Regions from separate parts of the Homo sapiens genome. Here region 1 is linked to region 2. A link is a loop called in an ENCODE intact Hi-C map of the cell type or tissue named here. Cell type or tissue: heart right ventricle. All regions are shown on one strand.

The links. Hi-C counts contacts between places; a loop is a spot of excess contacts. Peaks named below come from ENCODE experiments on the same cell type or tissue, not always from the same donor. Only the 100,000 strongest peaks of a DNase experiment are listed, where the experiment ranks them.
Region 1: it touches region 2 in a loop (7-fold over the local background); 4 of 110 quality-filtered maps call a loop at or near these places.

What each region holds. Positions count from the first base shown.
Region 1 is chr4:187,172,520-187,180,519 of GRCh38, forward strand. No RefSeq gene overlaps it. Among named protein-coding and RNA genes, the nearest start is that of LINC02374, 25 kb to the right of the region's middle. In heart right ventricle, no CTCF peak of the experiment used is centred here; no DNase peak of the experiment used is centred here; H3K27ac peaks cover 2,673 bases; H3K27me3 peaks cover 429 bases.
Region 2 is chr4:186,944,229-186,952,228 of GRCh38, forward strand. The region is part of intron 1 of LOC102723906 (a long non-coding RNA gene); the gene reads left to right. Among named protein-coding and RNA genes, the nearest start is that of FAT1, 220 kb to the left of the region's middle. RefSeq lists an enhancer at 2,425-3,212. In heart right ventricle, CTCF peaks have their summits at 2,621 (motif pointing left) and 4,932; DNase peaks (open chromatin) are centred at 4,459 and 4,923; H3K4me3 peaks cover 628 bases; H3K27ac peaks cover 2,300 bases.

The sequences.
Region 1 (8,000 bases), 230 kb after region 2:
TCTATCTTCTTCTGCGTTCTGTCTGCCCTCCCTTCTGTCTTAGCGGTTCCCATACAGCCTTCAAAACCAATCTCCTCCAAGAAGCCTTTGCTAATTCTCCAGCCTGAGTTTTGGGCTCTGTGCTTTTCCTGTGCCTAGTGCACGCCTCTATTACACACCCTCTAAAAATGCACTCTCTCATGGCCTCCCCGAGAGTCTCAGCACATGCAGGGCAGGGAAGTGCTACCGCCCATGCCCAGCAAGCAAAGGCCTGGCCTTTAGCCATTGTCCATTTTTTTTTTTTCCAGATGAGTGAGTGAAAGCAACTAATATAAAAGGGGTCGATTTCTTATTTCCAAATACTTTGCAGGAATGGGGTTTATTCAGATAAATAAGATATCTAGTCGTATTGATACAAATCCGGCTGGGCTGTGGCTGAGAAAGTGATCACACATGAAATTCTCCGGTTGTCCTCTGAGTTCTATGCAGTATGGCTGGACCCCTAGGTTTCTGAGTCCAGCCATCTGTGTTATATTGTTGAGTTACAGAAGACTGCATTGCCAAACCAATCTTTTCTTTTTTCTTTTTTCTTTTTTTTTGAGATGGAGTCTCGCTCTGTTGCCCAGGCTGGAGTGCAATGGCACTATCTTGGCTCACTGCAACCTTCGCCTCCCAGGTTCAAGCAATTCTCCTGCCTCAGCCTCCCGAGTAGCTGGGACTACAGGCACCTGTCACCATGCCTGGCTAATTTTTGTATATTTAGTAGAGACGAGGTTTCACCATATTGGCCAGGCTGGTCTCAAACTCCTGACCTTGTGATCCACCCATCTCGGCCTCCCAAAGTGCTGGGATTACAGGCATGTGCCACCACGCCCTGACCAAACCAATCTTTTCTTAAGTTGCTATTTTGCATGATTTTTTTATCTTGGGAGAAATTTTAAAACATAGTCATGAATGACTGAAAACATGATCTGAATGCTATCAATAATAAAACCTGAAAAGGGAGACAAATTGGTTAGTGTTTTAGAGAAACTGAATTGGTTCTGGTTTCTGAGCTTTGCGAAATAGGCCTATACCAGCCTTCAAATTGGCTACCGAGACTTTCCTTGAACCTCCAGCTCTACGACACTGGACATATGAAATAGGCATGTGACATCTGTGGCACTAGCTCGACACCCTGTTTTATGACTATGTCTTTAGATCTATTTCTATCTCTAGACCGATGGCACCAACTCAGTGCCTTTTGTCATTGCAACAACCCCCTCAGTGCTCCTCCATCCTTCAGCCTCACTCTCTCCTCCAGGGTACTCTCCACGTTGCCTGCAAATTCAGCTTTCCAAGCACAGAATCCATCGTGTGATTCCCTTTTCACGCATTACATTCTTAGAATAAAGTCCAGACGTCGCTGCGATGCACCTGAGCCCTCCCAGTCTTGCCCGGTAAAGCTTTCCACTCTCCTCTCTGGTAGTTTCCTGTGGCTGCTGTAACAAACGACTACACACTCAGTGGCTTAAAACAACACAGATCGCAATCTTGCAGTTTGGTAGCTCGGACATGTGATGTGGATCAGGATCTTGTGGTTCTGTAGCTCAAACACATGATGTGGGTCTCACTGGGCTGAAATCAAGGTGTTCTCAGGGCTGCATGTCATTCTGGAGTCTTGAGAAAAAAATCCATTTCCTGGTCTTCTCCTGCTCCTCCGGGGCTGCCTGCATTCCCCGGCTTGGGGCCCCTTCTTCCATTGTCAAAGCCAGCAATGCAGGTCAGTCCTTCTCACATCACATCTCTCTGGCTTCTTCTGCCTCCTTCTTCTACTTACAAGGACCGTCCTGATTATGCTAGGCTGCCCAGATAATCTCCCTATATTTGGGTTAGCTTATAGCAACTCTACTTCCCCTTATGAAACATAACATTTTCATAGGTTCCAGGTCTGGCCCATGGACACAAATGGGGGACCTTACTCTGCCTAACACAATGATACCTCTTGCTACCATGTATTCCTTGCTCTAGTCAAACTAGAAAACCTGCTGCTGTTGCTCAGAGCATCATTCATATTTACACTTCCCTTGTGCTCACATTGCTCTCTATGTCTGAATTATACCTTCCTCCCATTCTCTATATATTCTCAAATGTCATTTTCTCCAAAGCCTTTTCTAAGTGGCCCAGGCAGCAATGCTCCTACCTCTACCATCCCATGCTACTTGTTTATATAGTTATCCCCATTATCCTTGGGGAATAGGTCCCAAGACCCCTCGTGCATTCCTAAAACTGCAGATAGTATCAAACCTATACATACTATATCTTCTTGTATACATACATACCTAGGATAAGGTTTAACAATAAAATAATAAATAGAACAATTATAACAATATAATGTAATAAAAGTTATGCACATGTGATCTCACTCTCGGTTGCCTGCCAATAACTGAAAGGCCAGCAAGTGAAACTGCCGAAGAGGGGAGCTGCTATACCACCCACTCCAGGCTGACGGCACTGTGTGCTAGGCTGCCATTCCCATCCCACGTCAATTCCCGGAACTTGCCTTCACTTAATCATTTTTGCATCTTCTCTAATGGCCACCAAAAATTGTGCACATACAAGGAGCTCGAAAATACGTGTGGCCAGGCACATCCCTGCAGTCCCAGCTACTGAAAAGGTTGAGGCAGGGCGGTGGCTTGAGCCCAGGAGCTCGAGTTCAGCCTGGGCAACACAGTGAGACACTCGTCTCTAAAATTTTTTTAAACGTGCTATATGGAATGGATTTTTAAATGTATGATGTCTCTGGGAGGGAATTATGATCTTCATTTAAATAGTTAAGCTCCTTCTGGTGAATTCTATTTATGGTTCAGAAGTTCTATGTATTGGACAGTTCCATAAATTGCTGCCACTAGGGGATGGGTGGAAAGGAAGCAAAGCTGAAGGCAAGGTTTTCGGTCATGAAGGACCTGCCTATTGTGTGTCTCCAGTATTTCCTTGCAGAGGCTGAAAGACGAGCCTCCACGTAACCCTGAAGCACTCAGAGTCTCTTCAGCATTACCCCTGGGTTTGCATTCTATGTGAAAACCTATGAAGTTAATTTTCTTTTTTTTTTTTTAATTTTTTCTTTTCATTGCACAAGAATAAGAAGTTACTTTTCTCATTTGGGAGAACATTCCATTTTTTTGTCTTAACACCAGACTGGTATGTTTTGGGTTTCCAAGAGAGATTTTTGAAATTATTCTACCATTATGATTGATATATATTTTTAAAATGAAGATATAATAAACAGGCACTTATGATAACAGTTGTTAGTATCTTTTAGTAATTTTTTAAAAACATAAGTTCCCAAAGAACAGGCCATTTTTCTTCTTCTCAAAAATATGAAACATTAAACAAGGATTATTTCTACTCGTTGGAGTATTTAAATACAGCTATTCAGGTAAACATTCATAATCCCTCGTCACACAGATGAGAATGATTCTCAGAAGGCTTGAAGGCCTTTCCCTTAGTCTCAGAACAGGTGGGCTGATATCCAATCTCAGGTCTTTCTAGCTTACAAGCACCTGCTATTTTAGGTATGATGATCCTGTGTCCTAACATCATACATAGAAAAGACTCTGCATTTGCTTTCAAAATTAATTATTCTGAATATTACTGAAAATTCTTATGTGATGAAGTACAAAATGTATAATATTTGGAATATGGAGTTATGTAGATCTGAGTAAGTTGCTCAACCTTTTTGAATTTCAGTCTGTTACGAAAAATTAGAAATTAGAACCCTACCTCTCCATTGGGTAAAGATTAAAAAACATAAATCAGTTAATTTATTTCATTATGTTTTATTTCCTACTGAATAGTTTGAAGACATCAGAGACTCTGGTGCCATAAAATCCCCTGCTCAGAAGCAGCATCCCCCACATATTACGAATGAGAACACCAGATGTCCTTCAGTATACAAACATCTGTGGGCTGTCACATCCTCACGGGCAAATCACTGTATCACGTGAACACATAACGGACTGACGGGATCCCTGAAGCGAATTGTTTATAACGAAGAAAGAGAAGAGAGTGATTGGGAGCCTGGAGCCCTGGTGCTTGGAGGAAGCGGATTTTCCTGGGACTGGCACCTGAGTGTCTTGTATCGGTCACGGAGGAGTCAGGACAGAGGGGTCATGGAAGAGGCTGGCGGGGCCGGGAAGGTGCTCTGCCCCCGTCTCGGGGTCCAGGGCCGTCCACTCCGCCCGTGGCTGCCGCCCGTGGCTGGCTCTCTGCGGAGCAGCCAGCGCCCGGTGGAACAGGGCTTTCTGGAAGGTGGCTGCTCTCTGACCATGTCCTCGGTGCCAGCCGGGTCAGGGGCTGCTGTCCACACTTCCCACTTAAGCCAGTATTTAAGACAGAGGGAGAAGGGAGGAGAAATGAGGGACAGAGGGGAGAGGTTTACATGGGGCAGTTGCTCCCGAGGAAAAAGAAAAGGGGTCCCCAGGCTGTCTCCCATGGCGTCCTTCCTGGTGCCCACCCTCTATGCCCTACCTGCAACCCCACGTGCGCATGAGAGGACGGACGTCTCTTCCAGCCTGAAGGGAAAGTGCAGACTTTCCGCATCTGCCTTGCAGCCGTATGTTGTAGAAAATGCCAGCAGGTAATTTGCTAAAAGTTGCCTGAGGAGTTCTCCATGGCCCAGTGGTTTCTATCTGCGAGCTGTGCTCCTCTTGCAGACGGACTGTCTTTCAGTAATTTGCAGCTATGTCATTTTTTTAACTTGTAATATATTGTATCATAGAAAAAAAGTCAGGCTCTGACTATCACTTTAAAAGCCTATTTCATCCACGACGTGGCAAAAATTCCCCTTTTTTTCATTTATTTTCTTTTTCAGTCATTTCAAAAAATAAATTATATAACATTTAAAATATTTTAATGTTTCCCATTTTGTTTGTCATGCAATCAGTTGCTAACAAAGTTATGAATAACATGATGCTCTTCGGTATATGAATGTATTCTTCAGTAAACACTGTTGAGCCCTACTCTGTGCCAGGCATCGTTCCCTGCTATTTCGGAGCTCACTTGAAAGGCACTATTGAGAGTCCTTGCCTCGCCCCCAACTTCCCCCACCACACACAGATTAGAGTGAACAGGCTTTACATTTTTTTTTTATAATAAACAATCTATGAACAAACATATGAACCTTGGTATCTCAATAGCAAATTATATTGCTGCTTCTATGTAAAAATATAGCTTTTCCCATGAAAACAAACAGAGGAATGTGCAAGAAATCTGACAGGAACTTCTTCTGGCTATTTTACCCTTGTTACTGTAGAAACTCCTTATGCTACGCTATTTTTATTGTGGTTATTTTGGCTGAAGTGTCCTCAGGAAACAACTCAGATTCAATGTGATCAGAACATTTGCTTTCTCCTGTTGCTAGAGCCATAGTGGTTTCACCTGGCATTTTTCTTTTTTAAGAGATGGGGTCGCCTAGGCTGGAGTGGAGTCACACCATCTTGGCTCACTGCAGCCTCAACCTCCCAGCCTCAAGCAATCCTCCCGCCTCAGCCTCCCGAGTAGCTGGGACTTACAGGCACACATCACCATACCCGGCTAACTTTTAAAAAATTGTTTGTAGAGATGGGGATCTCACTATGTTGCCCAGGCTGGTCTTGAACTTCTGGACTCTAGCCTCCCCACCCTCCCAAAGTGCTGGGATTACAGGCATGAGCCACGGCCCCTGGCCAACTTCCCATTTTACAGAGAAGGAAGGTAGGGCCCGTGAAATGAAGTGAATTGCTCAGCATGGTGCAGCGGTCATGGACAGATGAGGCTGCAGTCCAGCCCTGCTGAACTTTCCCGTGCACTGCAGTGTCTGTGACCTTCCACTTGCCACTCTGCAGTGCTCGTGGGGCTTCCAGGCCAATAGCTCTTTTGCTGGGAAAACAGCCGGTTGCATATGCTGAAACTATTGCAAGGACAATTTGGTAAAATCTTGAAGACCTTAACCAAAATAGTACTAGTAAATGAGGCTCAAACTCTCCCCATCCATCAAATTGGAAGCTTTTTCATTAAGGCTACTACTGAACTTTCTTTATTCAGGAAACCTAATCAGCAATAAAAACCCGACTGATCAGTGCAATATGAATTTTACTGCTGTGTGGAGACACGGTTTTATTTTGCCGTCAGGAAAAGTGAGATCTGACTGGGGAATGAGTGACTCTATAATCCTTCCTGCATCATTCCTGCTGGTCATGAAGGCGCCAATCCAAAGACTGCGTCCTCTTAGATGGGATCTGATTTTTAAACATTTCCTGGATGTCTTATTTTCCTTAGATCCTAGATCTGACATAACCCTAATGCATCTTGCATATTTTTTGGCTCCCTAATAGTTTCTGAGAAATTCCATTCCATTTTTATTTTTTTTGGCTGAAGCTGTGGAAAGACAAAAAGAGGGGGAGGGGAGACAGACGGACATTTAGAAAGTGTATTTTAAATTGCAAATTCAGATTGCTAGGCTGCGTTTGTACATGGAGAAGGAAGGGAGGAATGAATCAATAATTCAATGTTAAAACTGGAATCCTGCTTCAATTATGTGACTATTTTAACCAGAGTTATTTCAATCTGACCATCGATAATGATTCCATCTCCTCCTAGTCCTGAGCCTAGAAGTTAGCTGGGCCTTCACCTGTTCAAAGGGCAGGGTCCTCAGCGTGTTCCCTTCCTCTGGGGCCCTAGATCCTCAGATGGCTTCCTTTGCACTTGATCCAAGTCCACTCACTCTCACACCAGTGGGTCAGAAAATTAGGCTCATTTCTTTTGGAAGCAGTTGTTTCCCACGGCGTAGACATATGCTATGAATTTCACAGTTCGTTTTCTATCAAGATATTTCTAAACAGCTCTTCTTTTATTCATATGCTTGTCTACTGGGGAAATCACATGGTCACACCATATTGGTGGAAATTGTTGCTGAGGGGAATAAAACTTGATTTCAAATTTTGAAAGATAAATTGGACTATCTAATTAGCCTTGGTCAATGCAAAATCTTTGACTAGGAAAGTAACATTTTCTTCTGATCTGGAGCAGAGAAACAGGTTTTTAAATCAGTGGGAACAAGAGAGGGGAAAGACTTCCAAGTGTGTCCAGAGAAGAAGCAGATTTGTTTTACACAATCAGTCTGCAGGGAGAACCTCTGAGAACAGACATGATCATCTCCAGAGACTTTTAAGTTACTCACAGCCAAGTGGAACATAAGGGCTTCTTATTCAGGAAAGGCACTTAACCATCTTCTAATATAATAAACAGACAGGGACATTTTAGCGTTTTACCAAAGAGAAGTAAGTAAACGTAACCGTACCTAACTCTGTAATCTGAGCTGATCTGATGTGTACCATGTGACTGTAACATTGGAAGCTGCAAGGGGACCCTTGCAAAATGCGGGTAATGAGAGTCACCTCTGAATGAATGAGCAAGTCTGGGGAAGCAAACCCAAGCACTGAAACGTTTAGTGAATGGAAAGGGCCTATGCATGCCCTTCACAAAGTTAGAATTGTGGACTAAAATTAGAGTTGAATAGAGTAAACCTAAGCTTTGGAAGATTTTTGATATTGTGACTTTTTTTGTGTGTGCTACAAAAGCAGCAGTAAGAGCAATAAAAAAACCATTTCCCTTCTCTGTAGAATCACACCATATTAAGAACATATAAAAACTGTGCTATCAAATTAAAGTGTAAAACTAAGCAACTGGGATTTAGAAATATCATCCAGGAGTTTGAATTTTTAACTAGAAATTAGCTCTAAAGAAGTAAACTGTAAATGAGACAACTGGTATTGAAAAGTCTTTTCAGGGAGTCAGAAGAATTTAACCCTAGTTCCATCTCTATTAAATAGTTTGTTTTGTGATTTTTGTCACTCCACTTAATCTTTTTAGGTCCAGGTTTCCTTATCTACAAAATGAGGGCATTAGACCCCGTGCCTTCCAGCTTCAGTATTTCTCTGATTTTGGAAATTTTAGATCAGGCAGATATTGGTTCAAATTTAGAGAATCTGACATAAAAACTT
Region 2 (8,000 bases):
CGTGTCTCAAGAGCCATGCTTGGTGCCTAAGCAGTAACCAAGAAATATGGACTTTGCTATTAAAACAGATGTTCTTTAGAGGGTACTAGAGGCTGGGAAGAGGAAGGGAAAAGGGAGATAGGGAGACATTCTTTAAAGGATAAAAAATTACAGCTAGATAGGATGAGTAGTCCTGGTGTTCCGCAGGTCTGTAGGATGACTATAGTTAACAATAATACATGATATGCTTTCAAATAGCTAGAAGGAGGATATTGAATGTTCCCAACACAGAGAAATGACAAATGTTTGAGAAGATAAATACACTAATTACCCTGATCTGATCACTATACATTGTATGTATCATCACTATGTATCCCATGAACATTATGTGCCAATTAAAAAAATAAAAGAAAATATTTTTAAAAGGGGATGCTCTTTGTTAAGAAGAGAGATGGAAATGAAAGATGTCAGTACAGTGCATTTAAGTACTACTGGAAGATGTTTAAAGCATGACGGGATCCTTGAGATGGAACGTCTAATTCTAGGGGGGTGGATTTTAAGGATGTTCAAAGAGAAGGTGACATTTACGCAGAATTTTGAAGGACAACTAGTAGTTTGCCAAGTATATGGTTCCTGGGGTTCAAGGGTAGCTTTGGAGAGAGGAGAAAGCATTCTAAGCAGATAAATAGCACATGTGCATGTAAACAAGAGTGGAAATGCATCGGGAACCCAGGACACTGCGGGACTGTGGTATGGAAAGGGAGAGCTACAGGCAGAAATCAGGCTGAAAGGTTGGGGAGTGAGAGGGTAATAAAGGCTCTGCTTGTTGCAATGTACTCAAATTTAGGGGCGCCTGCCCAAGACATGCCTTTTTACAGGGGCTGCCCATCATTCACAACCTTGCTGGAGATGTGAGCCAAGTTAACATGCCTGTCTCTGGCTGTCCCTGGCTAGAGCTGATTGGACAAGGGTTGGTTCTGTGATCTTGGAGGAATCTAACAATAGACTTGGCTGAAACAAGCGTAAGACTTGTCTTCCAAAATATGAACTAAAGGTCTGATTGGTGTGTGATGGATGTGTGAGCAGAGGTACCGAGAGCAGGGGCTGAAGCAGCTCTTCTCCACCTCCTGAAGTACAGCTGAGCAGGTCTGTAGAGAGAAGCACAGGCACTCAGGGAAAGTGGAGACGAGGCCATGCGAGTCATGAGTGGGGCGTTGGTGGTGCACTTCCTGCTTTGTGTGCCATAGGATAGCTCTGTAGACTTTCATAAATACCCCTTTTAGGGAGACTCCATTTGCGTTCTTTGCAAACAAATGCACTGCTGTAAAATACATGCCATTCTAAAGAGTTTGGATTTTATCCTGTCAGTATGGGGAATCCATGAAAAATATTAAGCAGGGTTAACATAGATTCATTGTGTTGTCTTATAAATTAACTTGACTGCAACTTGAAGAATAGTTCAGAGAGGAGCAAAATCAGGAGAGGAAAACGCTAGGAGGCCATGGGAACAATCTGGACAAAGCCTGACACATCCCTCAGCTGAGGAGAGGCCTGGGGGAAGAGAGAGTCTAGATCTAAGGACATCTAGAGAGCCCCAGCTGAAGGACTTGTGAATGAGTGTTGCCGAGGCTACAGGTTGGGTGGGTATTGGCTCGCTTGTGGGACTGGCATATTGGTAGACGTGGTAAAACTTTAGAAGGAAAGAGATGTGCAAGTGAAAAAAATGAGATTCATTTCAGAGACATTGAGGCACATACAGGATATTCTTATGGAGTTATAGGCTCCAAGGAAAGTTCTGGGCTGCCACATGCAAATGGGCGTTGAAACAATGGGTGTGAAAGTGATTGCCTGTGAGGAGCAAGTGGAATGTGGAACACAAAAGTCTAAAACAGAGCTGGGAAGAAGGCATTCCTCAAGGAGCGGGCAGAAAAGGCTGAGAAGGGGTGAATTGGAGAACAAAGCCAGCAGAGCAGCATCAGAGAAAAAAGTGTGGTTTCAAAAGAAAGAGTCAAATGGTGCAGCACAGTCAATGAATGTAAGAGGTGGATTAAGACGTTTCAAGGCCATGCTGGACTCTGGCACAAGGCGTGCCAGGCTCTAAGGCGCAACAGCCCAGGCTGGCCAGAGGCACTGGGTTTGGGAGCCACTGAGCAGAGGTCACCTGCGGTGGCGGGGCAGGGGGGTGCGGGGGGAGCCACTGTCCACAGCCTTGATGGCCAGGAAAGGCTTTTAGGGATTTGTTAAACACTGTACATATTCTCAAGTCTGGGGACTTTTTAATTTCTTTTTTTCTTTTTCTTTTTTTTTTGCAGTAGGCTTTTTTTTTAACTCTGAATTTTAACAACCTAACTATCTAAGAGATTTAAGAACTGCAGTTTTTCCAGGCTTATGAAATGCAAAATGTTAAACCTCCCACTTTGCTAATGAGAGAATACAATTACTGTCTAACCAAAATAATTTAATGGCTAAGTGAGATAATTTAAAGGATCTGGAAGAGTCATGAATGCAAATAAGTGATTTTCTGCAATGTTTATCTGCCCCTCCCAGCTGAAGTCACTGAGTATACCAGCAGCTGCAGATCCCACTGAGCAGCGCTGACGGGATGGGATGGAGCCCAGGCCACCTGCTGGCCTGAGATGCAAGGTTCCCTCTGGCTGCGGGTGAGCCTTGGGCACAGGGAGTCAGCCTCCTGCAGGTGGGGCCTGGGCCTGTCTGATACCCACAGCCTTTAGTGTCTGTCTTCAGCGCGTTTTGCTCTCTTTTCCTACCTAGACTCCAAGATTCCTTGCCACCTGTGCTCCTGCCGCCGTTCTCCGCCATCTGATAAGCACTCTCTGGGCCCTGACACTGACCTGAACTGGACCAGGGTTAAGCCCAAGTCGCCCCGTCCTTCTGGGAAGGCTCTGTGGAGTCTCCCACATTTCTCTCCAGCTGCCTTCACCTCTCCCTTGCTCCATGGTCTTGAGGGCTCAGCCTTCCGGCCCCCATTCATTAAAGTTCATGATTTTCAATCACAAAGAAATGGCTACTTTACCAGAAAAAGCAGTCAGTTTGCTTAGGTATTTTTCCAGAGACAAAATGGAAGTTAAATGAAAGAAATAAGGTATCGCATTCCACCTAAGCCAGTGGGTAGCTTTACTTGAAAAACTGCCCGAATGTCCCTGTTTTGTCGTTGAGTGAACAGAGGAGCGGATGTGAGCATTTTTCAGCAGAGATGTGCTGCTTTGCAGGGAACAGGCAATATGGATGCATGTAAAATTCTTGCTTGAGGATTAAGAGTCCAAATGTGTTTTAAGAACTGGCTATGCAAAATCTCAGATATAACTGATAAACTGTTGTAATCTGGTTGGCATATAGTCCTGTCTGTACCACACTTTTTCTTTCCCTAAAACACAATTTGGCTTTCTACTTGTTGAACAAACAGATATGGCAAATAAAAGAAGGACAAATGTTATTGATTTTTTTTTTTCCTGAGAAAGAGTCCTGCTGTGTGGCCCAGGCTGGAGTGCAGTGGCGCGATCTCCGCTCACAGCAACCTCTGCCTTCAGCATTCAAGTGATTCTCTTGCCTCAGCCTCCCGAGTAGCTGGGATTACAGGCATGTGCCACCTCACCCAGCCTTATGAAGCGATTTTTACATATGACATTAGAGATATCAAAGGGGAGTGTCTTATGGTAAAAAAGCTCTACACGTTTTTAAAAACATGATTCCACTGGTATACATTTTTCCAATAAAACTCCAAAATTGATCCTATCCTAGGTATAATCTTATCCTTCTTCACACCTCTCCCATCCTTAAAAAAACTCTAAGTTAATTGGCCTTGGGAACATTTTTGGTTTCAATATTTACATTAGGATTTTGATTTTTTAAAATAATTATTGATCATTTCCAGTTTGAAAATGTTAAAAAAAATTTTTGAACAGTAACAAATTTTAAGAGGACTTTTTATCCCCTAAAGAAAGCCAGTTTATATAGAACTACTGTTATGCCAGTATTTTAAGGTGCCAGGTATATTTTCTGCTCTGATGAAATATTTAGGTAATTTCTAGCCAGACGAGATCAATAGAACAGGGCTGTACACTTTGTCGATATTTTGAGATTCTTTTTATTCCCAGACCACAAATGGACAGAGGCAGCTTTGCTCTTAAGAAGCGAGTATTTAACCACTAAAAATAGCTTATAGAATGTGAAGTCACCAAAAAGATATCTTGAGCATGGGAAAAAGAGAGCCCTGCGATCTCCCTTCTGTGATAAGAAAATTTCAAAGCACATTAGGGACTGGAATCTATCAGACTTCCATTCCGTCCCCAGAGGTACTTATTTTGGGAATGCTTACAGATGATAAAAACATGTTTGTACACTAACTACTCAATCTCCAGGCTAAATATACAGTCTACAGACTGTGTTGGTGGCTGCGAAGGCATCGTTTTCCTCGCAGCAAAGCCAGGGCTCGATTGATGGAGAAATCAGATTAGGAACCTCATTAGCCTTTGAAATGCGTGGCTGTGGGGCGAGGCCAGACTGAGGGAGATTCAGGGAGGCCAGTGAGAAAACCAACAGCTGCAGGAAGCAGTGTTCATCAAGTGGAGCACATCTTGTGGGGGTTGGAGTATTTGGAAAGATCTCAGAAGATATGCTTTCCTTTTCCTGTCACCAATGAGATATGCCTGGAATTGCTCGTTTTGTATATCTTAGAATGGGAAATGTCCAGCTTACGAATTATTTTGAGGTTAATTGCTCTTAGGAGATGTTTGGCTGTTGCTGCATTTTTGTAGCCTTCCTCTTCCAAATTGACATCACCCTTTCCTACGTAGTGGGTGAGATCCTATTGTGTCTAGAGATAGAGACAGATCAGGGCTGTCTGTGGCTGGGAGTGATGGCAGTCTCCAAACAGAGAGGGGTTTCTCTCGCTCCCTGTCGTCCCATCTCAGGCCACAGGTGGGCAGCGGAGCCCAGAGTTAAGTGGGAAGCCATGAGTGGGCAGACATTAGCTGTGCCTTCCTCTGCCTCAGGGGTCACCATCAGGATTTTCATCATTGTACTCGCTTCCCTTTCGTACCCTACCACATCCAGACTGGACCTGTGATGGGAGCTGAGGCTCCTTCTGGGTCTCAGTGTGTCTGAAACGGTCCTGTGTTGGGTGCTGGGATGATAGAACCGACACCCAGTGAGTCCTAGCAGTGGAACCACCTGCCCTGCTAATCAGACAACTGGAAACACCATTCCAAGTGGTTTGGAGAGAGCTGTGGCTAAGTATTACTGTCTTTTTAAATTCAAACGTCGTGTTAGTTTGTTTTCAGTCCCCTGTAGTTGTAGCCTTCTGAAAATAAGAGGATAGCTTGTTCAATTATTATGGCTCTAAGGAGAATTGTTGTAGGAGGGGAAGAATTCCCTGCTGAAGCCTCTTGGCTTACATGTATTAATGCTAACTAGTGGCCCTTTAGGGCATACATAATTGTAAATACAGCTATGTACTGCTTAACAAGAATACTCTGAGAAATGTGTCATTAGGTGATTTTGTCATGCAAACATCATAGAGTGCACTTATACAAACTTAGATGGCATAGCCTACTACACACGGAGGCTGTATGGTACAGCCTGTAGATCCTGGGTTACAAACCTCTACGGCACGTTACCGTACTGAATACTGTAACACAATGGTAAGTATTTGTGTATCTAAATATATCTAAACATAGAAAAGGTAGAGTAAAAATACAGTATCATCATCTTATGGGACCACCATCCTATGTCGATCCATTGCTGACCAAAATGTCGTTATGTGGCGCGTGACTGTATAATCCTGTTTCACCTGTAACAGCCGTGTGATTTTGTGGCTCATATCTTTATATAAATAGCAGGTTAGTGCTTACTGGCTGTATGTCCTTGGGCAGTCACTTAATGTTTCTGAGCCACTGTGTCCCCACCTGTGAATATAGGAGTAGCACACCATTCAAGAGTTTTATTAGAAATCAAGCAATGTGCTATTATGTTTACCGTGTAGCAGGTATGCAAGCAGTATACACAATTAATTATTATTAATTAAATCTCAGGTGCTCCTGTAATTTACTCCTGTTAATCATTACTAGGGAGGCTTCCGTTTCCGTAGTTCCCAATCTTTTTAAAAATTGATTGCTAATATTTGTACATATTCACATGGGACGTGTGATATTTGGATACATGCATAGAATGTGTAATGATCAGGGTATTTAAGATAACCATCTCCCTGAGCATTTATCATTTCTTTATGTTGAGGATATTTCATATCTTCTCTTCTAGTTATTTTGAAATGTACAATAAATTATTGTTAACTATAGTCACCCTACTGTGTTACTGGACGCTAGAATGTATTTCTTCTCTCTAACTGTATGTTTGTACCCCTTAACCAGCCTCCCTTCATCTCTCCTGCCACCCCCTTTCCCAGCTTCTTGTGTCATTCCACTCTCCACCTCCATGAGATCATCTTTTTTTGCTCCCATATATAAGTAAGAACATGTGGTATTTGTCTTTCTGTGCCTGGCCTATTTCTCTGAACATAATGACCTCCAGTTCCACCCATGGTGCTGAAAATGACAGGATTTCATTCTTTATTATGGCTGAATAATATTTAATTGTGTATGTATACTCCATTTTCTTTATCCACTTGTTCGTTGATGGATACTTAGGTTGATTCCATGTCTTTGCTATTGTGAATAATGCGGCAATAAGCATGGGGGTGCAGGTATCTCTCTCTTATACTGATTTCCTTTCCTTTGGATAAATTACCCACTAATGAAATTGCTATATTGTATCGTAGTTTTACTTTCAGTTTTTTTTTGAGAAATCTCCATTTTACATAATGACTGTACTAATTTACAATCCCACCAACAGCATCCTTGCCGGTATCTATTTTTTGGCTTCCTGTTAGTAGCCAATCTTACTGGGGCAAGACAATCCTCATTGCGGCTTTGATTTGCATTTTCCTGGTGACTAGTGATTTTGAGCATTTTTTCATATACCTGTTTGTCATTTGTATGTCTTCTTTAAAGAAATGTCTGTTTAGATCCCTTGCCCATTTTTAGTGGGATTATTTGTTGTTGTTTTGTTGTTGAGTAATTTGAGTTTCTTGTATATTTTGGATATCAGACCTTTGTCAGATGAATAGTTTGCATATATTTTCTTCCACTCAAGAGGTTGTGTCTTCACTCTGTTGGTAGTTTCCTTTGTTGTGCAGAAGTTTAGTTTAACATAGTTTCGTTTGTCTATTTTTTGTTTCCTGTACTTTTAAGGTCTTAGCCATAAAATCTTTGCCTAAATCAAGGTCCTTGAGTGTTTCTCCTGTATTTTCTTCTAGTAGTTTCATCCTGTTGGGTCTTATATTTAAGTTTTTAATTCATTTTGAGTTGATTTTTGCATATGGTGAGAGATAGGGGTCTAGTTTCATTCTTCTGCATATGAATGTCCAGTTTTTCCAGCACCATTTGTTGGACAGAATGTCCTTTCCCCAGCATATATTCTTGATGCCTTTTTTCAAAAGTCAGTTGGCTATAAGTACATGGATTTAGTTCTGGGTTCTCTATTCTGTTCCACTGGTCTATGTGTCTTTTTATACCAATACCATGCTGTTTTGTTTGCAGTAGCCTTATAGCATATTTTGAAGCCAGGCAGGGTGATGCTTCCAGCTTTGTTCTTTTTGCTCAGGATTGCTTTGGCTATTTGGGCTCCTTTTTGATTCCAAACAAATTTTAAGACTGTTTTTTCTATTACTGAGAAAAATGTCATTCCAGTCTGTTTATATCCTCTCTCAGGCTACTTCATACATGCCTGGATTTGAATCTCGAAGCTTGTGGTTCTTAAGTTTTTTATGTCGAAGAATCCCCTGGATTGTGTGTTAAAATGCATACCTCCTGGCACTACCTGGAGAGGTTCTAAATGTAGGTTTTTGGTGAGGCCCAGCACTGCATTGTTAAGAAGCACCTCAGGTTTTTTTGATCCAGACAGGCTGATCACAATTTGAAAAATAAGACCCAACATGTGAAATTCCC